2 separate regions of the Homo sapiens genome follow, and region 2 is linked to region 1. A link is an interaction called in ENCODE POLR2A ChIA-PET data of the cell type or tissue named here. Cell type or tissue: OCI-LY7. All regions are shown on one strand. Each heading gives the region's core, and the rest is flanking DNA. Links, peaks and the distances in the headings are about the cores only. Region 1 overlaps LOC105370866 (a long non-coding RNA gene). Region 2 overlaps DENND4A (DENN domain containing 4A).

Evidence for each region. Peaks named below come from ENCODE experiments on the same cell type or tissue, not always from the same donor. Only the 100,000 strongest peaks of a DNase experiment are listed, where the experiment ranks them.
Region 2: POLR2A ChIA-PET joins it to region 1 with 7 read pairs; 8 of 35 experiments call an interaction of 5 or more read pairs at or near these places.

Annotation. Positions count from the first base shown.
Region 1 is chr15:65,850,808-65,866,167 of GRCh38, forward strand. LOC105370866 (a long non-coding RNA gene) reads left to right here. Exons shown (of 3, transcript XR_932372.2): 2 at 57-150; 3 at 8,812-9,676. Among named protein-coding and RNA genes, the nearest start is that of TRQ-CTG1-4, 11 kb to the right of the region's middle. RefSeq lists silencers at 6,220-6,309, 12,483-12,532 and enhancers at 7,191-7,280, 7,341-7,420. In OCI-LY7, for the core only: CTCF peaks have their summits at 11,973 (motif pointing right) and 12,172; a DNase peak (open chromatin) is centred at 12,024; H3K4me3 peaks cover 628 bases; H3K27ac peaks cover 604 bases.
Region 2 is chr15:65,656,075-65,671,434 of GRCh38, forward strand. DENND4A (DENN domain containing 4A) reads right to left here. Exons shown (of 33, transcript NM_001320835.1): 26 at 13,939-14,114; 27 at 13,705-13,851; 28 at 11,851-12,049; 29 at 11,375-11,629; 30 at 9,271-9,388; 31 at 8,486-8,648; 32 at 8,256-8,320; 33 at 3,049-5,913. The coding sequence ends at 5,777. It overlaps SLC24A1 (solute carrier family 24 member 1), which reads left to right. Exons shown (of 10, transcript NM_004727.3): 10 at 1-186. Among named protein-coding and RNA genes, the nearest start is that of SNORD13E, 33 kb to the right of the region's middle. In OCI-LY7, for the core only: no CTCF peak of the experiment used is centred there; a DNase peak (open chromatin) is centred at 7,647; H3K27ac peaks cover 2,472 bases.

The DNA.
Region 1 (15,360 bases), core at 7,361-15,360:
TATCAGAATACTTAAAAGTGTTTTCATTGAATTATTTATGTCTTTGTCTTCCTTAGGCTACAAGTGCAAAAAGCTGAATGAAAAATGGAAAGGTTACTGCTGAAATATTTACAGATGGAAGGATATGATGTCTAGAATTTGTTTCAAACAGTAAGTATGTGGGTGGGGCAAGTAGCTGGTGATGTAGATGGAATAAGACTGGTCACAGGTTAATGTTTTAAGGTGCTAGGTACTAGTAGATGGGGTTCATTATTTTATTCTGTCTATTTTGCATATGTTTAAAATTTGTCACAATACTTTTTAAAATTGGATAATTACACTACTTAAAATATGCATGTGTGAAGCAAAGACTGAAAGAGAACAAGAAAAATAAAGTTATGTTGGGTTTAGAGTAGCTGAATTATAGGTGAATTACTTTTTAAAACTTTAATATTATTCTAATTTTATCTTTCAATAAATAAAAATCCGAAGGAAAAACACACACAAAAACTCTTTGAATGTAAGGACCAGTGGCATGCTGGAGGTGGCTTGTTATCAGCTTGAGAGAACTGATTGTTAAATTTTCAGGAATTTTGCATCCTGGCTAATGTTATGTGGGCAGCTTGAAATTGACCATGGTAGGAGTATTTATACCTGAAAATTAGCAAACACTACAAATCAGTATTCCCAAAAGCCAGTTGTTAAACATTTGCCATTTGTGGGCTGTATTGTAAAGACTGCATTGTATACTTTTCTACCCCAAATTATCTAAAGGTCCTGAAGTCAATGGGCAGGTACTTACTAATTTATTTTACACATATTTAATGAGGTTCTACCATGGGCAAGAAATCGTGCTAGGCACTTTGGGGAATACAAAGAATTATCTAAGAAAGGAGGAGAGGATATCCTAAAGTTCGTGTGAGAACATACATGTAAAAAATTATGCAGGCTGGGCACGGTGGCTCACGCCTGTAATCCCAGCACTTTGGGAGGCTGAAGTGGGTGGATCACCTGAGGTCAGGAGTTTGAGACCAGCCTGGCCAACATGGCGAAACCCCAACTCTACCAAAAATACAAAAATTAGCCAGGAGTGGTGGTGGACGCCTGTAATCCCAGCTACTCGGGAGGCTGAGGTAGGAGAATTGCTTGAACCCGGGAGGTGGAGGTTGCAGTGAGCCAAGATCATGCCACTGCACTCTAGCCTGGGCAACAGAGCAAGACTCTGTCTAAAAAAAAAAAAAATTACAATACAAATATGGCAATATAGGGGTGCTGAGGCAGGAGGACTGCTTGAGGCCAGGAGTTCCAGACCAGCCTGGGCAACATAGTGAGACTCCCTGACTCTATTTTTTTTTTCTTTGAGACAGGGTCTTCCTGAGTCACCCAGGCTGGAGTACAGTGGCGCAATCTTGGGTCACTGCAGCCTTGACCTCCCGGGCTCAAGCAATCCTCCCACATCATCCTCCCAAGTAGCTGGGACTACAAGTGTGCCATCACGCCTGGCTCATTTTTGTATGCTTTGTAGAGATGGGGTTTCACCATGTTGCCCAGGCTGGAATCGAACTCTTAGATTCGAACCATCTGCCCACCTCAGCCTCCCAAAATGTTGGCATTACAGGTGTGAGCCACCTCACCCAGCCTGCCCTGACTCTATTAAGAAAAAAGAAAACTTGCCATTCAGCTACAAGGAATGTAGCTGGTTGACAGCCTCCAGCTGCTAGTGACTTTAGGATCCACCTCAGCTTTCTAAAAAACACTGAATTGTCATGCCAGGTGTGTTGGTATATGCCTGTAATCCCAGCTACTCAGGAGGCTAAGGTGGGAGGATTTTTTAGTAAGTGAATTGTATCTCAATAAAACTGTTATTAACAAAAGGAAGGAGGTTGGGCATGGTGGCTCACGCCTGTAATCCCAGCACTTTGGGAGGCCGAGGCAGGCAGATCAGTTGAGGCCAGGAGTTCGAGACCAGCTTAGGCAACATAGGGAGACCCCCATCTCTACAAAACATTTAAAAATTAGCCAGGTGTGGTGGTACACACCTGTAGTCCCAGCTGCTTGGGAGACTGAGGCAGGAGGATTGTTTGAGCCCAGGATGTGGAGGTTGCAGTGAGCGGAAATCGTGCCATTGCACTCCAGCCTGGCTGACAGAGGGAGACACTGTCTCAAGAAAAAAAAAAAAAAGAAGAAGGAAACAGGACAAAGATGAAAGATGTCAAGATGTCAGCCACTAGTTCTATTTTTAAATTTTAAAAAATGTTTTTCTGGAAGGCCTAGCTAATGCAATAGGACAATAAAAATAACTTTTGAAAGAGAGTTAAAAACATCATTATTTGGAGGCTATTTGATCTACTGAGAAAATATCAAGAAAGAAAATAATATTAGTTCAGGAGAGTGGCTAAGTGGGTATATACTATACATATGTGTGTGTATGTCTTAGTCTTTTTGTGCTGCTATAACAAAATATTGCGAACTGGGTGATTTATAAATAATAGAAATTTCTGTCTCACAGTTCTGAAGGCTGGGAAGTTCAAGATCAAGGGGCAGGTTTGATGTCTGGTGAGGGCTGCTTTCTCTCCTTTTAAGATGGCGCCTTGTTGCTGTGTCCTCCAGAGGGGACAAATGCTTTATCCTCACATGGTAGAAGATGAGAGGGCAGAAAAGCAGCAAACTCTCTCTGAATGAAGCCTCTTTTATAAGGACATTAATCCATTCATGAGGAGCCCTTATGACTTAATCACCTCCACAGAAGCTTCACCTTTCCGTTCCACCACAATGGGGATTAAGTTTCCACATGAATTTTGGAAACACACGTTCAAACCACAGCAATATGTTTATAAACAGACACACACACACACACACACACACACACACACCCCACCCCTCCACATGCCAGTTAGAAAAATACTTGATTCACAGTAATAGCAACAGCTGTGAAATACCTCCGATAAAACTTAATCTAAAATGTGTAAGACCTTTACAGAAAAAACAAAAATTCTGCTAAAATAAATAAAATAAAACTTGAATAATAGACATATATATTTATGGAAGGGAAAACTCAATATATAAATCAACTCAAAAATAAATCACTTCTTCACATATTAATCTAAGATTGCAATGGAATTCAAAACAAAATCCCAATAGATATTTTAAAATTTGTTAAATTGTTTCTAAAGTTCATCTGAAAACACAGATGTGAGATAAGCCTAGAAAAATTTGAAAGAAAGAAAAGAATTATGAGAAGCACTGGCATGCGGGTAGAAAAAAATTAATGGAACAAAATGGAAAGTCCAAAAGCTAATCCATGTACTATGGAGTTTTAGAGTGGGAAATGAAGATATAAAAATGGCATTTCAAAACAATGGGATGGGCCAGGCATGGTGGCTCATGCCTGTAATCCCAGCACTTTGAGAGGCCAAGGCGGGCGGATCACCTGAGGTCAGGAATTCAAGACCATCTTGGCCAACATGGTGAAACCCTGTCTCTACTAAAATTACAAAAATCAGCTGAATGTGGGGGTGCACACCTGTAATCCCAGCTACTCGGGAGGTTGAGGCAGGAGAATAGCTTGAACCCGGGCAGCAGAGGCTGCAGTGAGCTGAGATCACACTGCTGCACTCCAGCCTGGGTGATGGAGGGAGACTCGGTCTCAAAAACAAAACAAAACAAAAAACAATGGGATGGTTTATTAAATAAATGATGTTGGGGCAATTGGATATTCATATAAGAAAAACTAATGCTAAAATAAATAAAACTTATATATGGAAAAGATTCCATTTAAAAAGTTAAAATACAGCCAGTCACTGTAGCTCACACCTGCAATCCCAGCATTTTGGGAGGCCAAGGCAGGTGAATCACCTCAGGTCAGGAGTCTGAGGCCAGCCTAACCAACATGGAGAAACCCAGTCTCTACTAAAAATACAAAATTAGCCAGGCATGGTGGCGCATGCCTGTAATCCCAGCTACTCGGGAAGCTGAGGCAGGAGAATTGCTTGAACCTGGGAGGCTGAGGTTGTGGTGAGCCGAGATCGTGCCATTGAACTCCAGCCTGGGCAACAAAAGTGAAACTCCGTCTCTAAAAAAAAAAAAAAAAAAAAAAAAAAAAAGTTAAAATACAAAGAATGAACTGAAGAAAATATTTGCAACATGTATGATTGACTAGGATTTAATATCCTTAGTTCTATAAAGAGCTTTTATGACTCAATAGGCAAACAATAAATATCCTGATAGACAAACAAAGGATTGAACAGGCAATTCACACACACACAAAGGAAATGGCCATTAAACATTTAAAACTTCTCAACTTCACTTGCAAAAGAATACTGCTAATTATAATAAAAGATGTAATTTTTATACATTAGCAAAGGTGAAATTGATGGACAGGATAATATTCCATATTTTAAAGAATATAGAGAATCAGTGGCCGGGTGCCATGGCTCACACCTATAATCCTAGCACTTTGGGAGGCTGAGGCAGGTGGCTCACTGGAGGTCAGGAGTTAGAGACCAGCCTGGCCAACATGGTGAAACCTTGTCTCTGCTAACAATACAAAAATTAGCTGGGCGTGATGACACGTACCTGTAATCCCAGTTACTCAGGAGGCTGAGACAGGAGGTTGCAGTGAGCCAAGATCGAGCCACTGCATTCCACTCCCACCCCCGCCAAAAAAAAAAGATAATCAGGAACTCTCAAGCATTACTAGGAATAAAAATTGGTACCACCATCAGGAAGGCATTTCTTCTAGAAATGTATTCAAAGGAAATGTTTAGAAGGATGCTCACTACAACATCTTTATAGTATCAAAACATTGAGAAGATCCTAAATGTTTATCAATAATAGGTTGGTTAAATAAACTTTGGTTCATCCATATAACAGAGGTATATAAGAGTTTAAACTAGATCTGTATTTCTTACTATTGAAAGATTCAGAGAAAAAATGAGATTGCTCAACAGTGTATATTTCACTTATGTAAGAATTAAATACACATCTTCATATATTGTATATTAAAGATTCTGCAGGTTGAAGAGTCTGAAAGACTATATGCCAAAATGTTAATGCTACTTGAGGAAAGAAGGGGAAGGTATCACTTGTATTTTCAGTTGCAAGCAATAGAAAATTAGAGTCAAATGGACTAAAATAATAAGGGGAATATATTGGCCAAGTAGTCAAATGCCTAAAGGCAGAGTGGGCTTTGGTGATGGGTTGACATAGGTGTTCAACGTGTGGTTCAGCTTTTTTTCCATCTTGCCCTTTGCCTTCAAGGTAAAAGCCTCTTTTTTTTTTTTTTTTTTTTTTTTTTTTTTTTTTGAGACGGAGTTTCCCTCTTGTTGCCCAGGCTGGTGTGCAATGGTGCGATCTTGGCTCACCGCAACCTCCGCCTCCTGAGTTCAAACAATTCTGCCTCAGCCTCCTGAGTAGCTGGGATTACAGGCATGTGCCACCACGCTCAGCTAATTTTGTATTTTTAGTAGAGATGGGGTTTCTCCGTGTTGGTCAGGCTGGTCTCGAACTCCTGCGTCAGGTGATCCATCCACCTCGGCCTCCCAAAGTTGCTGGGATTACAGGAGTGAGCCACCATGCCTGGCGGTAAAAGCCTCTTAAAGACATTATATTGAGTGAAATAAGTTAGACATAAAAGTGTAAATACCCTATGATTCCCCTTAGATGAGATACCTAGGGTAATCAAACTCATAGAGACAGAAAGTAGAATGGTGGCTGCCAGGGCATTGCATAATGGGTATAGAGTTTCAGTTTTGCAAGATGAAGAGAGTTCTGGGGCCGAGCGAGGTGGCTTATGCCTGTAATCACAGCACTTTGGGAGGCTGAGGCAGGAGGATCACTTGAGGTCAGTAGTTCGAGACCAGTCTAGGCAACATGGTGAAACCCCATCTCTACTAAAAATACAAAAATTAGCTGGGGGTGGTGGCGGGTGCCTGTAGTCCCAGCTACTCGGGGGGCTGAGGCAGGAGAATCGCTGGAACCGGGGAGGTGAAGTTTGCAGTGAGCCAAGATCGTGCCACTGCACTCCAGCCTGGGCAAGAAAGCAAGACTCAGTCTCAAACAAAAAAAAAAAAAAAGAAAGAAAGAAAATAGTTCTGGGTATATTTGTTGCATAACAATGTGAATGTACACTGTACAACGTAAAAATGGTTGAGATGGTACGTTTTATGTGTATTTTATCACATTTTTAAAGAAAATTACATTGCCTAAAAAGGTATAATAAAAGCCTCATCCTAAGGCTAGCTCCCCCTGGTGGTGGGAGAGTTGCAGCACATTGAGGCGAGGCTACAGGTGTCACTAAGGTGCTGGGTGTCTCCCTTCACCCATCATGCAGCCCACCCAGGCTTCTCTCTGGTTGGACCATAATAGTATGTTTCTGGATCATGCACTCTGCTGGCATCACATTCTAGGGCTCTCTTTGGAAATTTGGGAAGAAACTTTTTTTTTTTTTTTTGAGACAGAGTTTCACTCTTGTCACCCATGCTGGAGTGCAGTGGCGCCATCTTGGCTCAATGCAACCTCTGCCTCGTCCCCCGAGTAGCTGGGATGACAGGCACGCAACACCATGCCTAGCTAGTTTTTGTATTTTTAGTGGAGACGGGGTTTCACCATGTTGGCCAGGCTAGTCTCGAACTCCTGACCTCCAGTGATCCGCCCGCCTCGGCCTCCCAAAGTGCTGGAATTGTAGGCGTGAGCACTGCACCTAGCCTTGGGGAGAAATTTTGGCTGTCACAATAATTGGTCATTTACAGAATGTGGGCCAGGGGCATTAGATTTCTGATAATGTATGGGTAAATACATTACAGAATTTTCCCACATTCCGCACAACTTTTAATGCCCTGCTCGACATTAATGTAGATTTTTAAAAACTTGTGTGTAATAATTTGAGCCTAGCCTCTCATTCCATTTTATATATAAATATAAACTATTTTTGCATGGTTTTAATATAAACAGAATATCCAGATATGAGGCTAATGAGTAAATTGACAGAAAATAGTATTTAGCTACATTTGGAACTTTACCAAAAGTTGTTCACTGTTTCAGAAAATCATGTCTTCAACAACCAACACTTGTGGTATTTGAGTCACTGATTTAGCCCTGCATATTGCAATTCACACTGCATAATGCAATTCACACTGCATATTTTAACATCTCTGAAATCAGGATGTATCCTACAATCAATGACGTCTACAAAATACACTAGTGAATATTAGTCTGCATTTGAAGCTGTTGCATTGATTTCTTGCTTGGATTCTTATAACAACCTCCCAACTGGTCTCCCTGCTTCCATCCTTCTCCTCCTACAATGTTTTCAACAGAGCAGCCAGATTTTTCCTTTTAAAATGTAGGTCAGATCATGTCACTCCTCTGCTCAAAACCTTCTCATGTTTCACCAGTTTACTCAGAGTACAAGCCTTACAGTGGCCCATGAGGCCCTTCAAGATCTGGCTTCTTTACTTCTCTGACCCATCTCCTACTTCTGCTTTTATTTATAGTACCTGCTCTAATCCACCTCCCTGGTCCGTTTACAGACCACGCACTTGCTAGACAAGCTTCTGCCTTAGGGTCTTCACATTAGCTATTCCACCTGCCTGCGTATTTTTCCCCTAGATAATCGGTGTGATTCATTCCCTCACCTCCTTTAAATCTTTGCTCAAATGTACCTTCTAGTGAGGCTGCCTTGACTACTCTATTTTGAACTGCAAGTCACTACCCACCTCTCTACTGCTCTGAACTCTTATTTCCTTTTACCCTGTTCTACTTTAAAAAAGTCATAACAGGGCCGGGCGTGGTGGCTCAGGCCTGTAATCCCAGCACTTTGGGAGGCTGAGGTGGGCGGATCACCTGAGGTCAGGAGTTCAAGACCAGCCTGGCCAACAAGGTGAAACCCCATCTCTACAAAAACACAAAAATTAGCCGGGCATGGTGGCACGCACCTGTAATCCCAGCTACACGGGAGGCTGAGGCGGGAGAATCACTTGAACTGGGGAGGTGGAGGTTCCAGTGAGCCGAGATAGCACCATTGTACACTGTACTCCAGCCTGGGTGACAGAGCAAGACTCCACCTCAAAAAAAAAAAAAAAAAAAGATCAGAACAGTTGTCATCTTCTAATGTAATACATAACTTACTTATGTATTATGTTGATTGTGGTCTATAACCACACCACCCTGCTAGAATGTTTGCTCCATGAGGCAAGGATTTCTTTTTCTTTCTTTTCTTCCTTCCTTAATTTCCTTCCTTCCTTCCTTCCTTCCTTCTTTTCTCTCTCTCTTCTCTCCCTCTTTCTCTCTCTTCTCTCCCTCTTTCTCTTTCTTTCTCTTTCTTTCTTTCTCTCTCTAACCCTCCCCCCCGCTTTCTTTTTTTGTTTTTTTTTTTGACATGGTCTCACTCTGTGGCGCAGCTGGAGTGCAGTGGTGTGAACTTGCTCATTGCAACCTTTGCCCCCAAGGCTCAAGCGATCCTCCTACCTCAGCCACCCGAGTAGCTGGGGCCACAGGGATGCACCACGATGCCCGGCTATTTTTTTGTATTTTTAGCAGGGCCAGAGTCTCGCCATGTTGCCCAGGCTGGTCTCGAACTCCTGAGCTCAAGCGATCCACCCACCTTGGCCTCTCAAAGTGCTGAGATTACAGGCATGAGCCACTGTGCCCAGTCTAAGGCAAGGATTTCTGTCTGTATCCCTAGTAAACAGTGCCCAGCACATAGTAGGTACTCAATAAACATTGTTACATAAATGGTGATTCTGTTAGGTGCAAGTATCTAATTACTTCATTATGTCTTCTATTACACTTGTGCTCAAGCATTTACTTTTTTTTTTTTTTTTTTTTTTGTAGAGACGAGGTCTTACTACCATAGCCCAGGCTGGGCTCAACTGATCCTCCTGCCTCAGCCTCCCAAAGTGCTGGGATTACAGGTGTGAGCCACCACGCCCGCCATCAAGCATTTACTTATTGAAACACATATCTTTTTATAATGCATTATTTTCTTATTTATCCTTTATACTTATAGCATTATATTGATTTTTAAAGTGTGTGCACTCACCTATGCAGCACTCAAAAGGTTCTCTAAAATGATGGTTGACATCTTTCTTCAACTCTGGTGTTTTCCTATGTAACTTTTTCTAAGTGTAATATGTACTCAACAACTAAAATAGGATGTATGATATGTACATGCCTGCATGGGCATACAAAGACACACATACACATATATAAAATAAAGAAAACACTAAAATATCAGCAAGCTTGACTCCCAACTTAAAATTATGTGTGCAGGAAGGTATATCATAAGATAAGATCTATTGATGTCAGGATGGTAAAGACAGTGTTATGAAACGTTTGTTACAATATCAGGGTTTGGATGTTAGGATTGAGAACCTCAGGGTTAGATAATTCCAGAAGCCACTCCTGGAGCTGTGGGTAGGGATAATCCCACCCAAACTGCCTGGCTGTTTTCTGGATGGAAGGGGTGGGGTGGTGCTGGGGAGGAAACCACAATGTTGGCAGCCAGGAGGAAACAAACTTCACTTTCCAAGTTTACTGTACTTCTATATTGTTTGTGTTATTTGACTATTTTACAATGACTGTTCATTCCTTTTGTAACAAGCAAGACCAGTAAAGCTTTTTTTATTTTAAAATCTCCTATAAAATATAGAAAACAGATAAACAAAATAATAAAAATCACCTGTAATCCTATTCTGCAGAAATAACCACTGCTAACATTTTATTTTTATAACCTTTTGTTTTCAGGCATGTGTGGACTTACATAGATATTTCAATGATGGCTCTGAATAATAGGAATCATGCAGTTGGAGGTGTCATTTGTTAAGATTATTCTGGCAGCCACCAGCATGTTGGATTGAAGTGGGAGAAAACTGAGGGTAGGGTTAGGTTGTAACCAAACAGTGGAGAAGGAAATCACACCAGAGTGGTGGCTATGGGAATGGAAAGAAACATACCAAGAGATATTGTAAAGAAAGGAACCATGGGCTGGGCACAGTGGCTCATGCCTGTAATCCCAGCACTTTGGGAGGCCAAGGCAGGTGGATCACAAGGTCAGGAGATCGAGACCATCCTGGCTAACACAGTGAAACCCCGTCTTTACTAAAAATACAAAAAATTAGCTGGGCGGTGTGGCACGTGCCTGTAATCCCAGCAACTCGGGAGGCTGAGGCAGGAGAATTACTTGAACCCGGGTGGCGGAGGTTGCTGTGAGCCGAGATCGTGCCACTGCACTCCAGCCTGGGTGACAGAACAAGACTCCATCTCAAAAAAAAAAAAAAAAAAAAAAAAAAGGAAAGGAACCATGTAGGTGACTTAGTGGTTAGTGTGTATGAGAGTAGTGATAATGATTTTTGGCATCTGAGTATTCCAATCTTGCATTCAAGAATATCAAAGATGAGGGAGGACTTTCTGTTTTTGTGCTCTCCTTTTTCTTTCTTGATCTTGCTCTCTCTTTCCAGAAAACAATACAGAGCACCTGTTTAAAATGTGAAATTTGATGAGTTTTGAGATATGTATACACCTGTGAAACCATTAGCACAATAAAGATAATGAACATATCCATTATCCCTGCAAGTGTCAGCTGGGCTCAGTGGCTCACACCTGTAATCCCAGCACTTTGGGAGGCTGAGGCGGGCAGATCGCTTGAGCCCAGGAGTTTGAGACAAGGCTGAGCAATAGAGGGAGACCCCTGTCTCTACAAACATTACAAAAAAATTATCTGGGTGGGGTGGCATGTGCCTGTAGTCCCAGATACTTAGGAGGCTGGTGTGGGGAGGATCACTTGAGACTGGGAGGTCAAGGCTGCATTGAATCGTGATCTTGCCGCTGACTCCAGCCTGGGCAACAAACCCAGACCCTGTCTCCAAAAAGTCTTCATACCTTGTAATCCTTCCTGTCTTTCTCTACTCTGTCCCCAGACAACTACCAATCTGCTTTCTGCTTTCTGTCACCATAAGTCAGTTTGCATTCTGTAGACTTTATATAAATGAAATAATACAATATGTACTCTTTTTTCCCCCTCTGGCTTCTTTCACTCAGCATGATTATTTTCAGATTCATTCACATTGTTATGTTTATCAGTAGTTGATTCTTTTTTGTTAATGAATAATAGTCTATTGTGTGGATTTACCAAAATTTGCTTCCCCATTCACCTGTTTATGGACATTTGGGCTTTCAGTTTTTTCTATTGCAAATAAGACTGCTATCCGAGAATCGCTTGAACACAGGAGGCAGAGGCTTCGGTGAGCTGAGATTGTACCACTGCACTCCAGCCTGGGTGACAGAATGATACTCTGTCTCAAAAAAAAATTTTTTTAAAAAAGTCTGCTATGAACATTTGCATACAGCTTTTTGTGTGGGTATATACTTTCATTTCTTTTGGGTAAATACCTAGGGGTGGATCGATGAAGTTGCACAGTAATTATTCCCCTGTTCTAAGCCTTGGCTCCACATCTAGAAGTGTCATCTTTGTATCTTTATCTTTTTTATTTCTTTTTTTTTTTTGAGAAGGAGTCTCACTCTGTTGCCCAGGCTGGAGTGCCCTGGCGCAATCTTGGCTCACTGCAACCTCCGCTGCTCGGGTTCAAGTGATTCTCCTGCCTCAGCCTCCCGAGTACCTAGGATTACAGGTGCCCACCACCATGCCTGCTAATTGTTGTATTTTTAGTAGAGACGGGGTTTACCCATGTTGACCAGGCTGGTCTTGAACTCCTGACCTCAGGTGATCCTCCCACCTTGGCCTCCCAAAGTGTTGGGATTACAGGTGTGAGCCACCACACCTAGCCTAAGAAGTATCAGCTTTATCTTCTTTTTGCTCACCTGACAATTTAATATTGTGGTATTTTTGTTTTTACATTACCAAAAGGTCTAGTATTTTCTAAATAAATGATTGAGAAACAAAAATGAGACTCTACTAGTTTTTTTCTCCTCCTTTGAGTGAGCATAGTTCTTATCCACATGGGAGAATGCAGGAACATGATGGAGTCCCACAGAGCCAAGGCCAGTTCACTCCTCTAGGAGGCAGTAGTAAACACACAGCCATATACAGAGGCACATGGTGGGGGTGTGGGGAAAGGGGAGGAGCTGGCAATCAGTACGTAGCTAAAGAAATGACTCTGTGGTGGGATTTCAGAGGCCAATGGAGGTGTCTTTTCTGGGCTGGGTGTGGTCAAGGGTGAACAAGCTGATTTTGGTCTTGAAAGCCAGCCAGTCCACAGGAATTCTGGGAGACTGTCAGGAAAGAGGCAAACAGCCCCCAGAGAGACAGGGATCTTGTGAAGACTAAGGACCTCACAGGAGCCTGTCCCAGTCTTGCACCACTATCAGCCCCTTCATCCTAACCTTCTGTTTTTTGTCTTTATTATGATAAAATCTGAGATTTAAGTTCCTTTTAGTTTTCTTTGTGGTAAAATACACATAACAAAATTTACCATTTTAGCCATTTAAGTGTATAATTCAGTGACATTAGGTACATTTGCAATGCTGTGCAACCATCACCACTACCTCTTTTCTTTTCTTTTGAGATGGTCTCGCTCTGTCACCCAGGCTAGAGTGCAGTGGTGCGATCTTGGCTGACTGCAACCTCTGCCTCCTGTGTTCAAGCAATTCTCGTGCCTCAGCCACCTGAGTAGCTGGGATCACAGGCATGCGCCATCACATCAGCTAATTTTTGTATTTTTAGTAGTGATGGGGTTTTGCCGTGTTGGCCAGGGGTCTCGAACTCCAGACCTCAAGCAATCCTCCTGCTTTGGCCTCCCAATGTGCTGGGATCGCAGGCTTAAGCCACCACACCTGGCCTAGTACATTTATTTGTAAATATGTATATTTTATCACTTTTTTCTTTAAGACTAGCTGATACTTTAGTTACTACAAACAAATAATCAGGCCAGGTGTGGTGGCTCATGCCTGTAATCCCAGCACTTTGGGAGGGTGAGACAGGTGGATCACCAGAGGTCAAGAGGTCGAGACCAGCCTGGTCAACATGGCGAAACCCTGTCTCTACTAAAAATACAAAAATTAGCTGGGCGTGGTAGCATGTGCCTGTAATTCCAGCTACTCGGGAGGCTGAGGCAGGAGAATCGCTTGAACCTGAGAGGCAGAGGTTGCAGTGAGCCAAGATCACTCCACTGCACTCCAGCCTGGGGTGACAGAGCAAGACTGTCTCAAACAAACAAACAAAAACCCAGCCAATCAAAGCTGAGAATTTTCCTGATCATGTACACAATTTGTCACCTCATAATATACTATATATAATATGGTATTATATAGATTCTAATATATATAATATGGTATTATATAGATTCTGATATATATAATATGGTATTATATAGATTCTTATATAATATGGTGTTATATAGATTCTGATATATATAATATGGTGTTATATAGATTCTGATATATATAATATGGTGTTATATAGATTCTGATATATATAATATGGTGTTATATAGATTCTGATATATATAATATGGTGTTATATAGATTCTGATATATATAATATGGTGTTATATAGATTCTGATATATATAATATGGTGTTATATAGATTCTGATATATATAATATGGTGTTATATAGATTCTGATATATATAATATGGTGTTATATAGATTCTGATATATATAATATGGTGTTATATAGATTCTAATATATAATATGGTGTTATATAGATTCTAATATATATAATATGGTGTTATATAGATTCTAATATATATAATATGGTATATATAGATTCTAATATATATAATATGGTATATATAGATTCTAATATATATAATATGGTATATATAGATTCTAATATATATAATATGGTATTATATAGATTCTAATATATATAATATGGTATTATAGATTCTAATATATATTCTATATAATATAAAAGATAAAAAAGACAAAAGACAAATTTCACCTCTTTTTAAATTTTTTACTTATTTTTATTTTATTGGAGACAGGGTCTCGCTCTGTTGCCCAGGCTGGAGTGCAGTCATGCAATCACAGCTCACTGCAGCCTTGACTTCCCTGGGCTCAGGCTATTCTCCTACCTCAGCCTCCCAAGCAGCTGAGACTACAGGTGAACGCAACCATACTTGGCTATTTTTTCTTATTTTTAGTAGAGATGGGATTTTGCCATGTTGCCCAGGCAGGTCTCAAACTCCTGAGCTTAGGCAATCTGCCTGCCTTGGCCTCCCAAATTGCTGGGATTACAGACAGGAGCCACCATGCTGGGCCAAATTTCACTTCATAAGGTTTGTCAACTTTTCTCTCTCAAAAACATTTTTGTTTTTTTTTTGGAGACAGAGTCTTGCTCTGTTGCCCAGGTTGCAGTGTGGTGGTATGATCATGGCTCATTGTAACCTTGAACTCCTCGGCTCAAGTGATCCTCCCACCTCAGCCTCCTGAGTAGCTGGGACTATAGGTACATAGGTGCCATCATGTCTGGCTAATTTCTCCATTTTTTGTAGAGATAGGGGGGGTCTCGCTAGGTTGCCTAGGCTGGTCTTGAACTCCTGGCATCAAGTGATACTCCTACCTTGGCCTCCCAGGCACAAGCCACCATGCCCCATCTAAAAATTGTATTGTGAAATAAACCTAATACTATTACAAAAGTGCATAAAACTGGTATGTAGAGTTTAACACACAGTTATAAAGGGAACAACCCTGTAAAAATCCTTTGAGTTAAGAAATAGAACACTGAGGCCGGGCGCGGTGGCTCACACCTGTAATCTCAGCACTTTGGGAGGCCGAGGTGGGTGGATCACTTGAGGTCAGGAGTTTGAGATCAGCCTGGCCAACATGGTGAAACCCTGTCTCTACAAAAATACAAAAATTAGCCCGGTGTGGTGGTGCATGCCTGTAATGCCAGCTACTCAGAAGGCTGAGGCAGGATAATCACTTGAACCTGGCAGGCAGAGGTTGCAGTGAGCCGAGTTAGTACCACTGCACTCCAGCCTGGGCGATAAAGAGAGACTCCATCTTGAAAAAAATAAGAAAAAAGAAAGAAATAGAAGAGTGATAGGTTTATTTAACAAATGGAAGCCACTATGGAAGCTTTCTGTGTCAGGCCGGTGGCCCCCAGGCTCTGCTTTATGGGATACTGACGGGAGGAACGTCTGTCCCTGGGCATTCTTCCTGAGACCTAGGGAGTGAGTTCGCTTTCTTCAAATGAGCTAGGACAGGGAGGTGAGGATCATGGCACCCTGCCCCTTTCCCATCATAGGCTCTGGCCTCGCATCTGGCTAATTCTTAAAATAATAACTCATGGTTCTCAACTTTGGTAACTATTAACATTTTGGGCCAGATAATTCTTTTTGATGGGAGTGCTATCCTGTGTGTTGTAGAACGTTTAGCAGTATCCCTGGTCTCTACTAGATACCAGTAGCACTCCCAA
Region 2 (15,360 bases), core at 440-8,439, 200 kb before region 1:
ATTCTGGGCACTAACCTGGTGTCTGCAGCCCGTTCCCGTTAGCCTCGGGGATGTCACCTCACCCACAGCCTGGGATCTGACGTTCTTCCTCAGACTGGAGTAAGGAGTGATGGACCGTAAAATGCTGTGTAATGATAAAAGGCTGAAATATCCACTGAATGATTAAAACCAACTCTAATAATCTGACATCCTTTTCCCAGTTTGCTGAATTTCTGGCATACCCCTTTGCCTAGAAAGGAAGTTCTGATCACTTTACAGTGTTACAGAAAAGGACAAGTACAAAAAATGAAAGCTGAGTCTTGATGAATGAGTAGGAATTCACTGGGGGAGAGAGTGAGATTACTTTGGTGAGATGGAAAACTTGTGTAACTTTTAAAAGACTAATTGGTTATACCTGGAAATTAAATTTTTTGGTCACACATTTACAAACGTACTATAATATTAAAATCATGCTGTTTTAGAGGTAAAGTACCATTTAAAAATGTCGAGATAATATTGAGATGGTCCTCTCACTTTATAGGCAGAATATTCTGTATATAGTTACTTGTGACAAATTCTAGGTCATTCATTCAGCCTGGAAAGTCTGAACTGTCCCAAATGGGTATTTGAATTGGAAGTCAGTGGCTACATGGATGACTTCTACCCCCTTAGGCTGCACTTCCTTGAAGGCCCTGATAATAGGTTTGAGCCAGATTTCTGAATTCTTCCTCATTTAATGGGTTAAGAGTCTATATAGTACCAGAAAAAAGAGATGTATTCCAAATTTTTCAAACTATGTGTTTAAATGTTTTTTTGTTTTGTTTTGTTTTAAAAAGAGACGGGGCCTTGCCCTGTCACCCAGGCTAGAGTGCAGTGACATGAACATGGCTCACTGTAGCCTCACCTTGTGGGCTCAAGCGATCCTCCCGCCTCAGCCCCCCAAGTAGCTGGGACTACAGAAGTGCACCACCACACCCAGCTGATTTTTGTATTTTTTTGTAGAGATAGGGTTTTGCCATGTTGCCCAGGCTGATCTCGAACTCCTGAGCTCAGGCAATCTGCCCGCCTCGGCCTCCCAAAGTGCTGAGATTACAGGCATGAGCCACTGTACCCAGCCAAAATGGTTACTATATATTTTGAACATTATATTGCACTGTCATCAATAGATTCGAAAATAGTTTTACCAAATTACAGGCTTAGTCTTTTATAGCTGTCTATATCAATATTATTTAAAGATTGAGTACCAAAGGGGGCAGGAATTGGAATGTATTATCTAGAGCACAGAATAGTAAATAATCAGGAAAAGGGCCGGGCGCGGTGGCTCATGCCTATAATCCCAGCACTTTGGGAGGCCAAGGTGGGCGGATCACGAGGTCAGTAGATCGAGACCATCCTGGCTAACACGGTGAAACCCCGTCTCTACTAAAAAAATACCAAAAATTAGCCGGGCGAGGTGGCAGGCGCCTATAGTCCCAGCTACTCGGGAGGCTGAGGCAGGAGAATGGCGTGAACCCCGGGGGGCGGAGCCTGCAGTGAGCCGAGATCGTGCCACTGCACTCCAGCCTGGGCAACAGCGAGACTCCGTCTCAAAAAAAAAGAAAAAATAAATAATCAGGAAGAATTGGTTGGCCTTATGTGCCAATGAATACTCTTGGTTCTGACCCTTTTTTGGTGGGAGGGTCCTCCAGCAGGTGCAGCTTGCAATGTGTACGGGGACTGGATGCTATGAAAGATGTAATGAGAGGGCTCATGAGCAGAGCTGCCTATCCCTGGGGGTTCACTAACGCCTACAGGACATCCTGGCCCAAGTCTGCCTGCACAACTAAAGGCACACTTCTGGTCTTTAGGTCCTTCGCTGTATGAGCAAGCAAAACCTGGAGAATTTCACTTGCAGAAAATCCACCAGTTGCTGCAATAGTTTTATCATAGTACTACATTTGAAAAAAAAATATTTAAATAGTAAAGGAGGGAGCCATCCAAATGAACAGGAACTGTGGAAAGGCAGCAATAACTTTATCAGAAGAATCTATTACCATCTCAGAGTACAAGCACATGCGCAGACTTTTGTAATCAAAGATGAAAATTCTTCAATTTGTGTACTGCTAATTTTGTTAAGAAATATAAGCCAGCCAATATGCTTACTTTGAGGCCAAAGGAGCAAGGTAGTATGAGGATGTTAAGACACCAAGTACTAAGGATATTAAGGTAAACTGGTATGCAGCTGCTAGAGGGTTCAGTTTTGAAATAAAGCTTAGTCTTATATCCAGACAGGAAGAGGCAGCACATGCTAACTTTAGCACGAAGGACAAGGGTCTTCTCAAAGAGACAGCCTGCTCTTTCTCTTCTTGCTCTGAGATAAAGTGCCAAATAGCAGCTTTCAAGTTCTAGTGAGAGAAATAAAAATAAAGCTGGGCTACTGCACATCACCAAACAAATAGGTATTTTCATATCGCATATTACAAAGTAGAGGTTGAGTATCCCTTATCAGAAATGTTTCGGACCAGAAGTGTTTTGGATTTCAGATGTTTTTGAAATTTGGAATATTTGAAAAATACAAACTGGTTGAACATCCCAAATATGAAATCCAAAATGCTCAAATGAGCATTTCCTTTGAGCATCATGTCGGTATTCAAAAAGTTTTGGATTTTGGAGCACTTGATTCCAGGAGCTCAGCCTGTATTTAGAAATTAAGCATAACTTCTAAATAGAGCTAGCTAATACTTGCTGGTTGCACTTAAGTATCATAGTAATTATCAGCATAAAGTAAAAATAAGTATTTACTGCCTAAAATGTTGAACCAATGTTTTCTGGGACCATTTCTCTAAATACACAAATGGGGAGACATACTAGAAAACCTTACAATTAAATATGCTGGTAGTGTTAGGGTTTTAGAGCAAAACAGAAATCCAACCCCCAAGAAAGTCAGGGAAAAGAAGACAAAAATCAGAAGATGAACAGCTGCATATTTCTCCACCTAACACTAGGAGGAAAAAGTAGAATATTTGAAATACGATATGGAATACAAATCTGTGCCATTTAGAACATAATGGTAGGACGTAGTAAACAAGCTACATCAGCACAGGACATGGTTTATTGTCAACCATTTAAACATATAAACAAAACTAAGAGTAAGAAAATAAAAGACAGATGCTGTAGCAAAAGGGCATTTCTCTCCAACATGATTGGCCATTATTCTCCAAAATGTATGGTTAACAGAAAATTGAAGAAAAGTTTGTATAGAGTTATTTTAAATGATTGATATTTTCTGGTTTTTTTTTTTTTTTTTTTTTTTTTTTTTGAGACAGGGTCTTGCTCTGTAATCCAGGCTAGAGTGCAATGGCATGATCACAGCTCATTGCAGCCCCAAACCCCCAGGCTCAAAGTGATCCTCCTGCTTCAGCCTCCCGAGTAGCTGGGATTACCAAGCATGAGCCACCATACCGAGCAAATTTAAAAAATTTTTTTGTAGAGACAGGGTCTCTCTATGTTGCTCAGGCTGGTTTTGAACTCCTGGACTCAAGCAATCCTCCCTGCTTCAGCCTCCCAAAGTGCTGGGATTACAGGCCTCCATGAGCAACCACGCCCAGCTCAAGAATGATTCACATTTTAATTTTCTTTTGAACAGGTTTACCACTTTGTATTTGTGTTTTAGGTTTTAAGACTAAATCTGTGCAATAATATTCCCTAGGGATTAAAAGTAGGGGAAATACAACCCTCTCCAAAAGCAGAAACAAAACTTGGGGTGGAAAGAGGAGGTAAAAATTACATTCGCTTTTCCAAATGAGTCTGAATCGTAAAACCATAAAGAATGGTTTTACTCATTCTTTGTCAGCCATTTGAAATCAATAAACTATGATTCCTACATTTTGTTTGTATTACACAAAAAGTAAACAACAATGAAAGCTGTTTTTAAAAGAATAAAAACCACCAACCACAAATAGAAGAGAACCCCAGACGGTTCTCTTGGAGGGATGTTTATCACCAGTGCCAAAAGCCTCCCCCCTCTGAAATGTTTCTCTCAGTTGACAACTTTCAAATGATTTAAAGAACATGAAGAACAAGTAGAACATGAAGCTTGGATCTGAATAGTAAAGAATAATATTGGAGTGGTATTTACAAAGGAGAGGCAGATATATGTGCCTAGCACCAGATTTTTCAAGTAAGCAAGTTCAGCCCCAAACTAACTGAAGTTTTACATTTTTAAACTCTCTCCATTATTTCCCAGAGTTGGAAGCTGTGAAATGTTTCAGCATGGTGCTATTCACTAATGGTGTGAACTCAAAAGGTGGGTTTTCTGCAGCTGAACTGATTCTAAGTCTCAGGACTCCAAGATACCTCCAGTCCAAGTGTCGTGGACTCTACTGGCTTTATACACCTAATTTGGGACTATCCATTTTTTCCTTCTTTAAAGCTGGCTAGGGAATTCCTTCACTAATGATAATGTGTGCAAACACACACACATATTGAAAATCTATAACTAATTCTAGCAGCCAAAAGATGTTTTTCCTTACCAGAAATTACCCAAAGAAAGTTACATTAGAAATAATATGACTAAAAATATATTTTTAAAGCTATTTAATACTCATGATGTCTAAACTTTCAATTTATTGTCTGATTTCTGGATATTTCTGTATTTTAGATTCTACAGACTTCAGATTCTGAAGCTTGTTGAAAAAGCTAAGTTCCTCAATATGGATGAAAATCTATCTGGCTGTACTTTTAGAGGGGAATTTTTCTACTTTTGAAAAAAATTCTGAATATTTATATATAGTATTAACAGAATACCCCAGTAAGTCATATTTCAGATAAATATTCTATAGTATAATTTGCATCATACCCAATATTTTAGATATTAAAATAAGGGTAAAATTTGGAATATAATCACTTGTCTGCATATTTCCCAATGTAAGTTTTCATGTAGAATATTAAAATTTAAATTGATATTTGGATTTATAAGCTGTTTTCCCTGTATACTATACGTATCTATTAGCAATAGAGACAATTTTGGAGTCATGGTATAGTGAACCTCTCTGGCTCTCCTTGCACAAGGCTCCATGAGTCAGTCTGGGCAGTGCACGCTACCCTTGCATAACTCACTCCCCACACTCAGGCTTAGGGGTACTAACATGCAATCCTAGGACAACACTTGACACTAGCACTGACATTTTAAAATTCATTCTCCCAAGTAATAAAAAATATATATATAGATAGATATACACAGAGAGATCTGCAGCTGTACTAATTACTTCAAATAGCAGCAGACAAGGAAAATACACGCTTGCTTGCTTAAGTTTAAATTCATTTTAAGTTTGCTATATTAAATTTAAAAATTAAAAAAATATCAACTTACTATAAACAATTTAAAATATGTATAATACAACTTCATGGTCAAAACATTTGAATAGTCTATGAAAACAGGAAATACGTTCATCTGACATTTCTGTTTAGATTCCATTCATGATTTTTCAATCTGTCTCTTCCAAAAGAAACCATAAAGCAGTTGTCATATTTTATGGCAACTAATTTTGTTTAGGGATTTCCTCATCACAAAAATACTTTATTTCCTATTACAGGGGAGTTAAAGAAGAAGAAAAAAGAAATGAGAAACAAAGTGGCTTTCTCCCCACTTGTCACTATTCTCTTCTTCAAACATTCTGTACATAAGCTGTCTGAGTCTTTTGAACCATTTACAAATTGTATTTTCAAAAATTGAAGAAAAAATATTTAGAGTCTAAAAGTGTTATTTTATACACTGACTATACAATATACATTGAATGTTTACACATACAAATACATCTTAAAGATAAGGTTCTCCAAAGGTTTTTCGACATTCCATCACCCCTGTACTTGGTGGTCTATCACAGTTGTGTGTACTCTTGACTTGACTAGGTGTGAGACGATCGTATGCCATCTTGTACTCTTTATCAAAAGCATCTGCAGAAATTGATAAAGAAATAAAAGAATAAAGAAATTTAGGTCTGATGTTGAAAACTATCAAGTTTCTATAATACTACAGAAACACAACATTAGAGGCCAAGAAGGAATTGCTAGGACATTTCTTTATCCAAAGGACCACAGCTGGATTGCACAGACCAGTGAAACTTAAAGGTTTGAAAATGCCAATTTTTAATTTTACCAGGTACAGATGTTAAAAACCACCAAATACCACACACACTTTTTTGGTACTTTGCTTTGCATACTCAATAAAAACAGTAAAAATAAATAATAGCCTTTTCCCACCAGGATTGACAAAAAGTTTTTTTGCCCATATTTTCTTTACACTAGTCCTTTTATGGTTTCATTTTTTAAATTTAAATTTTGCTTCAACAGAAATTTTTTTTGGTTTGTGTGTCCTAACTTCCTATATTATGGGCTACCTCTGGGAAAATAATCCAAATATCTGAAATCACCATGTAATGATTTTTTTTTCCCTTTTCCACATGGCAACAGATGGAGCTAACAGACTGTTACTTTTATTTTTAAGGACGTTATACCAAGGTCTGTGTGCCTTTTCCCCAGAAGATAGTCCACATGTGACAAAAAGGGACAACAGAGGTTTACAAGCTTCTGCTAAAAGTTTCTCTCAGTCTAGAAATCATGCTAACTTATTGCTTATTTTAAACACATACTGGATAAAAATTTGCCCCTCAGAGAGCCAAATGGGGTATGAATTATAACAATGTCACTAAGATCCTATTTTTCTGCTTTGGGGAGGTGACGGACCTAAGAACATCTTTCCTCTCTGAAACAGTACCACAGTGGTACCCATGAAGGCTTGTTGGAGTTGAGTCAAGTGCATGAGCAAGTGAGCTTCTCTAGCTTGGAGGTCCGGAATTTTTTAGACATTCAAGGAAATCCCACCTTTGGCAGAGGGCTAGAGTAATATCTGACTACAGTCTGGGCTTGTATTAGGTAGGGAATAAAGGGATGGTAACAAGGATCTGAATAATCCTTTTTGGTATCCTCTGTTTCACCATAGTTAAAAGGCCTAGCTCAAATAACACTATTCATGATTTTGGTTAAGTTCTGGCATCTTTCTCAAGTGGCTAGAATGACTATCCCAATGCCATTTAATAGTCTACCTTTCCTAACATTTTATTTTTTATATATATGTGTGTGTGTGTATATATATATATATATATATATTTTTTTTTTTTTATTTTTTTTTTTGGTTAGACGGAGTTTCACTCTTGTTGCGCAGGCTGGAGTGCAGTGGCACAATCTCGGCTCACTGCTGCCTCCGCCTCCTGGGTTCAAGTGATTCTCCTGCCTCAGGCGCCTGAGTAGCTGGGACTACAGGCATGCGCCACCACGCCTGGCTAATTTTGTATTTTTAGTAGAGATGGGGTTTCACCATATTGGCCAGGCTTGCCTCGAACTCCTGACCTCAGATGATCTGCCCGCCTTGGCCTCCTACAGTGTTGGGATTACAGGCGTGAACCACTGCACCTGGCTGATTTTATTATATATTATATTCCCATAGATATTTATGTTTATTTCTAGACTCCCTATTCTGTACCATTGATTTTTCCAGCTCTGCCCCTGGTAGCATTACCCTGATGTAATTACAGTAGCTTCTAGAAAAGAATCACCTTCTGTTGATTCTTTTTTTATCAGATAAGGTCTTGCTCTACAGCCCAAGCTGGCATGCAGCTGCACCGTCATGGCTCACTGCAGCCTCGACTGCCCAGGCTCACATGATACTTTCACCTCAGCCTCCCAAGTAGCTGGGACTACAGCCATGTGCCACCACATCTGGCTAACTTTTTTTTTTTTTTGGTAGAAATGGGGTTTCACCATGTTGCCCAGGCTGGTCTCAAACTCCTGGCCTCAAGCGATCCACCCACCTTGGCCTCCCAAAGTGCTGGGATTACAGACATGAGCTACCGCACCCGGCTCCTTTCAATTAAATAATTTTTCCTGACTAGTCCTTTTCTTGTCAGATTAACTTTTAAAAATTGAAATATAATCCATATACCATACAATTCACTAACTTAAAGTGTACAATTTAGTGTTTTTTTGGTATATTCACAAGATTGTACAACTATCACCACTGCCTAATTCCAGAACATTTTCATCTCACCAAAAAGAAACCTTATACCAGTTAGCAGTCACTCCCTATTCACCCCACCTCTTGGTCCTTAGCAACAACTAATCTACCTTTATATAATTACAGATTTAATATTACTAATAAAGTATAACTACTAATATAAAAATACTTTGAAAACTATTCCATGATATATAAATATTACATATTAGATATAAAGCTAAATTACCTATATCAATGTTTTCTCTTCCCAGTGCCACAAGTGAGAGAAATAGTATTTCTCTGTATAAACTCCTAGGGAGAAAAAGTCATGGAGAAAATATTAGTATCCATATAGTCCATATGTTCCCTATAAAAAATTTAATGCTATCATAAGCATGAGATATTCTAACAAATTACTAAGCAAACAATATGAATCTGCCTAGGAGAACAATATATTCGTCTAAGAGAAGGACTTACCTCTGTCTTTTAAAATGTGGACACTTATTCAGTGTCTCTAAAATCTGACTCATTGGTCCATAGACATCATTCATTTTAATGCTTTTTACCATACTTTTCAACAGTTCCTGGTTAAATGAGTTATCACTTTTTTGCAATAAATGGACCATTGGATATTTTTGGGCTGTAAACGAACAAAAGAACAGATGAAGGAAAATGTTCTGTGTAGAAAGGAGAAAGAAATTAAGCAGCAACTGACAGATATTAAGTTACAAAGCACTAAAAATAAATTAAGGGCAATAGATAAAGAAATAGGAATCCAAGAATGAAGAAAGCAAAAAATAAGACAAATAATGACAAAAAAAGGTCTAAAGCTTTCTGTGGTCTTAAATAGACAATAACTAAGAATATTGTTTCCCTTAATACAGCCTCTGATGAAAATTCTAAATCAGCAGCCTGGGATGGAAACAAATAAAAAATAAGTAAAAAGAAGAAATTGGGATGAGCAATGTGCTGAAAGCTGAATTCTGCAAAACACAACCAACCCCTCCAGCACATACACAGCACCCCTCAAAAAACCAAACCAAAACAAAAAACAAAAAACAAAAAAAAACCCTTAGACCTCCATAGAAGGTAGCACTAAAAAAATCAAACACTCACTCTCAAACAAAAGAGTACGACTTTGACCTGTAAGACAAAAAGTAGTACAGTAAAATAAAAGTCAGTTATACATTGGTTTATGCTATTTAAAGCTAGTAGAGATTACTCTCATATGAACAAAGTCAGCATTCTATGATGGCACTTACTGTGTGCATTCCAGAGAATGTACAAGGGCTGTCCCGGATCCTGATGTAACTTCATATTGTCCCATAACATTTGTATTAAAACATATTTGCTATCTTCAGACATACAGTGGCGGGGAATCTGTGTTATACAATAAACATTCATTAATGATCCTTACATGATAATTTTTCATAAGTATTTTATAAAATTCTTATAAATATTTTTTAGGATGTATATGTGCGAGACAGAAAAGAGAACAGAAAAAGACTGATTTATCTACATTTGATATCTACTACAGGAAGATGGGCTGTGTGGAAAAGCTAATGATCTCTAAAGATCAGATATAACAAAGTACTTGAGATCCGTGAGAAAGGGTACCAAGAAGAACTCATCTTGCTCCTCTTGCTCATGATTGAAAGTCACAGAAAGATAAATCCAGGAGTCCCATCCTATATCATCCAACACCCTGGCCCAGATAACGCTGAGTTCACATCTTTGTCACTCATGTATGATGTACTGAAAATCCGAAGCACATGCACAATCATAGGCATGCAGCACAAGAAGAGAGAAGGCAAGGTTCCTGAACTTAGAGACCACCATTTAGTGGCAGTGGCAGTATATGAAAAAGTAAAGACACTTTTATAAAACAACATACCGAAAATACAAATGAACATATAACAAACAAATGGCCTAAATGTTAAACAAAAATCCAGGGTAAAGGAATGACGAGAGTGGTAGCACATGATTGCAATATGAATTTCAATAGTCCCCCTTTATCCTCAGCAGCTATATTCCAAGACCTCCAATGGATACCTATAACTGCAGATAGTACCGAACCCTATATATACTGTATTTTCCTATACATACATACTTGTGATATTTAATTTATAAATGAGGCACAAAAAGAAATTAACAATAACTAATAATAAAATAGAACAATTAAAACAATATGCCAGCATCACTGCTTTGTGCCATTAAGTAAAACAGGAGTTACATGAACACAAGCACTGTGATACCATCACAGTGGGTCTGATAACAGAGATGGCTACTCAATGATTAACAAGCAGGTGGCATACACAGCGTGGATACACCGAACAAAGGGATGATTCACATCCCAGATGGGACAGCACGAAATTTCATCATGCTACTCAGAACAGCATGCAATTTAAAACTTATGAAGTGTTTCTTTCTGGAAGTTTCCACTTAATATTTTGAGACCACAGTTACCATGGGTAACTGAAACCTCAGAAAGGAAAACCATGAATAAGGAGGGACTGCTGTATAGATATCCTTAAAAAGTGTTAGGCTTGGGCTGGACACAGTGGCTCCTGCCTATAACCCCAGCACTTTGGGAGGCTGAGACAGGAGGGTCACTTGAGCCCAGGGGTTAGAGGTCACAGTGAGCCATGACCACACCACTGCACTCCAGTCTGGGTGACAGGGCGAGACCTTGTGTCAAAAAAAAAAAAAAAAAAAAATTAGGCTTGTTTTGAAAGAAGTACAAGATGTAAGTGGGCCTAACTCACAAATCTGCTTCCTAAGAGTCATTTCCAGTTTATTCTTGAAGCAATAGCAAAAATTCAAGTACGTTTAATGTAAATTTTAGGAGAAGGCAAAAAAAAAAGACTCTTATTGCTAGCCTGTAAGAAGAAAATATTATTTGTAAATACAACTAAAACAATTCTATTTATCTAATGACCCAGAGGGCTATTAAAAATATTTAGCATAGGCTGGGCACGGTGGCTCACGCCTGTAATCCCAACACTTTGGGAGGCTGAGGCAGGTGGATCATAAGGTCAAGAAATCAAGACCATCCTGGCCAACATGGTGAAACCCCGTCTCTACTAAAAATACAAAAATTAGCTGAGCGTGGTGGTGTGTGCCTGCAATCCCAGCTACTTGGGAGGCTGAGGCAGGAGAATTGCTTGAACCCTGTAGCTGGAGGCTGCAGTGAGCCGAGATAGTGCCACTGCACTCCAGCCTGGCGAAAGAGTGAGACTACGTCTCAAAAAATAAAATAAAATAAATTTAGCATAAAAACAGACCTTACTTTTTAATCATTAGGAATATGCAAACATTACAATGGTAACAGAAGCATTCATTGCCTTTTAATTTTTAGTCTCATACCTTTGAATACTTGTTACAGTGCTCAGAAGAAAGAATCAATCCAGGTAAGTTACTGGGCAAGTCAAGACGTCTGAAATACCATACCAGGTTCCAAAAAACAATTGGATGATGGTCCACAAAGTCTGCTACTGTTATTGCATGATCACCTTCATTTTCCAATAAGCTTTCAAGTTCTTTCCATACCACTAAAGGACTAAGATACGGAACAGTGACAGGATCGGGACTTGGAAGGTGCCATTCTAAACCTAAAGAATCCTGTTGAATAAATAAAAACCATAAATGGCAAATGCAAAATAATACTAAGCCATTAAAAAATTCAATGATTCCCATATGAGTAGAAAAGTAATATAATTGTATCATGGGATAAGAGACTCTTCTTGGCAATAATAAAGCTAATAAGACTACTTAAGACAAGGGGAACAAAATCATACGTAAGTGATCAATTTCCAAATAAAAAAATACACCAAAATACATACTGTAGCTCCTTGTAAAGTAGCTGGCAGGCTGCCTGTAGAAATGAGCTTCTGTCTTCCAGTATCTTCCTTATCCAAGGGGCCAGAAGTACTAATACTCCTGGCCATTGGAAATATTGGACATTTAGACATAGCTGTTTTTGATCTATTAGCAGGGATCTGAATACTTCGGGTGCAAAAATTTTCCTGCAGTTTAGATTTGCTTGGGAATTGAAAAAAGAAGAAAGTGTATCAGTGTCTAGATTTACTTTACTTCATCAACAAGGATCATGTTCTCTCTCTCTCTCTCTTTTTTTTTTTTTTTTAAGACAGAGTCTTGCTCTGTCACCCAGGCTGGACTGCAGTGGTGTGATCTCAGCTCACTGCAACTTCTGTCACCTAGGCTCAAGCGATCCTCCCACCTCAGCCTCCCGAGTGGCTGGGACTACGGGCACACGCCACCATGCCTGCCTAATTTTTGTATTTTTAGTAGAGATGGGGTTTTGCCATGTTGTCCAGGCTGGTCTCGAACTCCCAGGCTCAAGCCATCTGCCCACCTCGGCCTCCCAAAGTGCTGGGATTACAAGTGTGGGCCACCACTACCGGCCATGTTCTTCTCTTTAGAATCCGAGCTAGATGGTCGGGCGAGGTGGCTCACACCTGTAATGCCAGCACTTTGGGAGGCTGAGGTGGGTGGATTGCCTGAGGTCAGGAGTTCGAGAGCAGCTTGGCCAACATGGTGAAACCCTGTCTCTACTAAAAATAGAAAAATTAGCCAGGTGTGATGGCAGGCGCCTGTAATCCCAGCTACTTGGGAGGCTGAGGCAGGAGCATTGTTTGAACCTGGGAGGCAAAGATTGCAGTGAGCCAAGATTGCACCACTGTACTCCAGTATGGGCAACAGAGTGAGACTCTGTCTCAAAAAAAAAAAAAGAATCAGAGCTAGACATGGCAACATGAATGAAAGGAAATGCTACTCAGGCTTCAGCTGGGAAACAGGATATATTTTTAAGTAGTATAGTCATGATAAATTTCCTTTTTTATCAAATCAACTGTAAATATTCAAAATTCATTCATTTATTCAAAACATTTAGTAGACTTCTATATAGCAGAAAGCACACTAGACCATGGGGATAGAAAGCAGAGAAAAAAGGCACATATTCCTTCAGGAGTCACAACCCAGGAGACAAAGATAAGGGCTACAATAGACCGGTGATGAAAGAAGGTGCACAAACAGATTTTTGGTTTTATTAAGTAATCAAGATCACACAGGTCACGTTAGCCTGCCAACACTATACAGGCATTTTTTGGCACATGCAGCTACCAATATGGCTTCATCTGTCCAGCTATATATGGCTTATTTGGCACTTCCGCACAATGGAATTGATTTCTGCATCAGTTTTAAGTGTAGATTTACTTATATTAGGCTTACTATATAAATTTTAGTTTAATTTCGCAGTTCCTATATCAGCTCCAAATGTTTTCTTAGATTATTAAATATTCCCTAGGTAGAAAATTAAATATTAAAAAGTAGTAGTATTGACTTAATTCCTGAAGAGATAGAGACAAGAAAAAAGATAGTCATTATAAACCTCAAGTGTTCTACATTTTTTTTACCTTTAAAATACTAGTAAACATTATCATATATACATACAGCTTAAACTCTGGGGATTAATAAAGCATAACATATAACTACATATTTAAAGATTTATGTGATTAGAGAATTTTAACACTGTTTTAAGAGTAAGAATTTAAGATTATGAATCTGTTATTCATAGACATTTAAACCTGGAAATGGTCAACTAATTTTTCTGTCATACTTCTAAAATATGTGTAAATATATGTTGTTAAAATATAGTTCCACATAATCATAATTACCTATTTAGATCAAAATTCCCTTGAACAGAGAGAGCAGATGTGTCAAGACCAGAGGCTGATGTTGAAATGCAAGACTGCCTCGTCTGACTTGAAATGGAGGATGGAAAGTGCATATTTTCTGTTGATGGGCTTGACTTTAGAAAGTATCTGTAATGTGAATCGAAGGAACTTTTTGAGAAAAGAGATATTATAGGGAACATGATCCTTAAACATGAAGGAAAAAAATATCATTACCTTCCAGGTCGTCTTAAATCTCTTATTTCTATATTCAGAAAGGGTAAGAAGATATTGCCACAGAATGGGCATGTAGTATTGAGATTTGAATCATCTGCTGTCCAGCCAGCCATGATTTCCTCATCATGGACAAGACAATCACAAGTTCTACACCGAGAGCAACTTGAGATGAGAACCTGTGGGAGAAGATAGCACTTTATAAAGAAAGCTGGTTAATTCAGATTATGAATTAAAAACCATTTCAATTCATAAATTCATTGGATAATTAAAACCCAGAAGGATTCAGATGCTATACACAAACACTGGATTACATCAGTGTATTATATACTATAATCGTCTTCAGCTAAATCCATTCCAGAATTTTTGCCTGAAAGGGAAACTTGCTTTTAAGTGAGGATTTTTTTCATTATAAATCAGAGTAAAATGTGCTGTGGTTTTATTAATGGAAAAGTAAACTCAATCACTAATTTGTTAATACCCCAAACAGGCATTTGTAATTACATATTACAAATCAGTGTGGTTGCCAGACCAGTACTGGTCTACAAACACTTACTGGATTGTGATGAGATAAATAAGAAATTGAGAGGAGGATTTATAAACTTTTTAAAGTACTGTGATATTGCAGTAACATCTAAGTGTGTAATCAATGTATTTTCTAAGAATATTAGCTATGACAGATTAGAAATTAAACAAACAAAATGAAAACAACCCTGGTCTTTTACAAAAGACAGTTTAATAAGCATTGCTATAGATAACTATAAATGCTATCATTATGTTAAGAAAATATAGAAATTCTTGAAGCCTCCAGAAACTTTGTAAAGTTAGTGTTCATCATCTATGTTTTGGCTGTATGCAAATTTATTTTCCAGATTTATGCAAATTAACATAAAATAGCAACCATACTCACAAATGTATTTGGAAGCAATTTTTACAGAAAAATTAGGAAAAAGTTTTAAAGTGAAAAAGTATAACTTTTTCATTTTAAGTATGTGGGATACAAACGCTTACCCAGCAGAGACCTACGTCAAACTGACACAAAGAATGAAAAACATGGTGGAAGAAACTGACAACATAATGCCAAAACTACTCCCTGTACATTCACCAAAAAAGTATGCTTGCATAGCAAAACTGATTGTGTTTATTATGTGAAATAAACACTCAAAGAGAACATTCATGAAACAAACCCAAATACTAACAAAGAAAATTAAAATGCTTTTGTAGGTTGATAAACCTTAAAGTAAGCATAGATCTGTCCTAATAGAAATAAGTTAGTATGACTTCAATAATCTGAAATACTGGATATCCAAAAGCTAAATTTTAACTTTACTCAGATGCAATTCACATTCTGAAATTTCAGGTGCTATGTATTTAACTTATTATTTTTTCTCTTTTTTTGAGATGGAGTCTTGCTCTGTCGCCCAG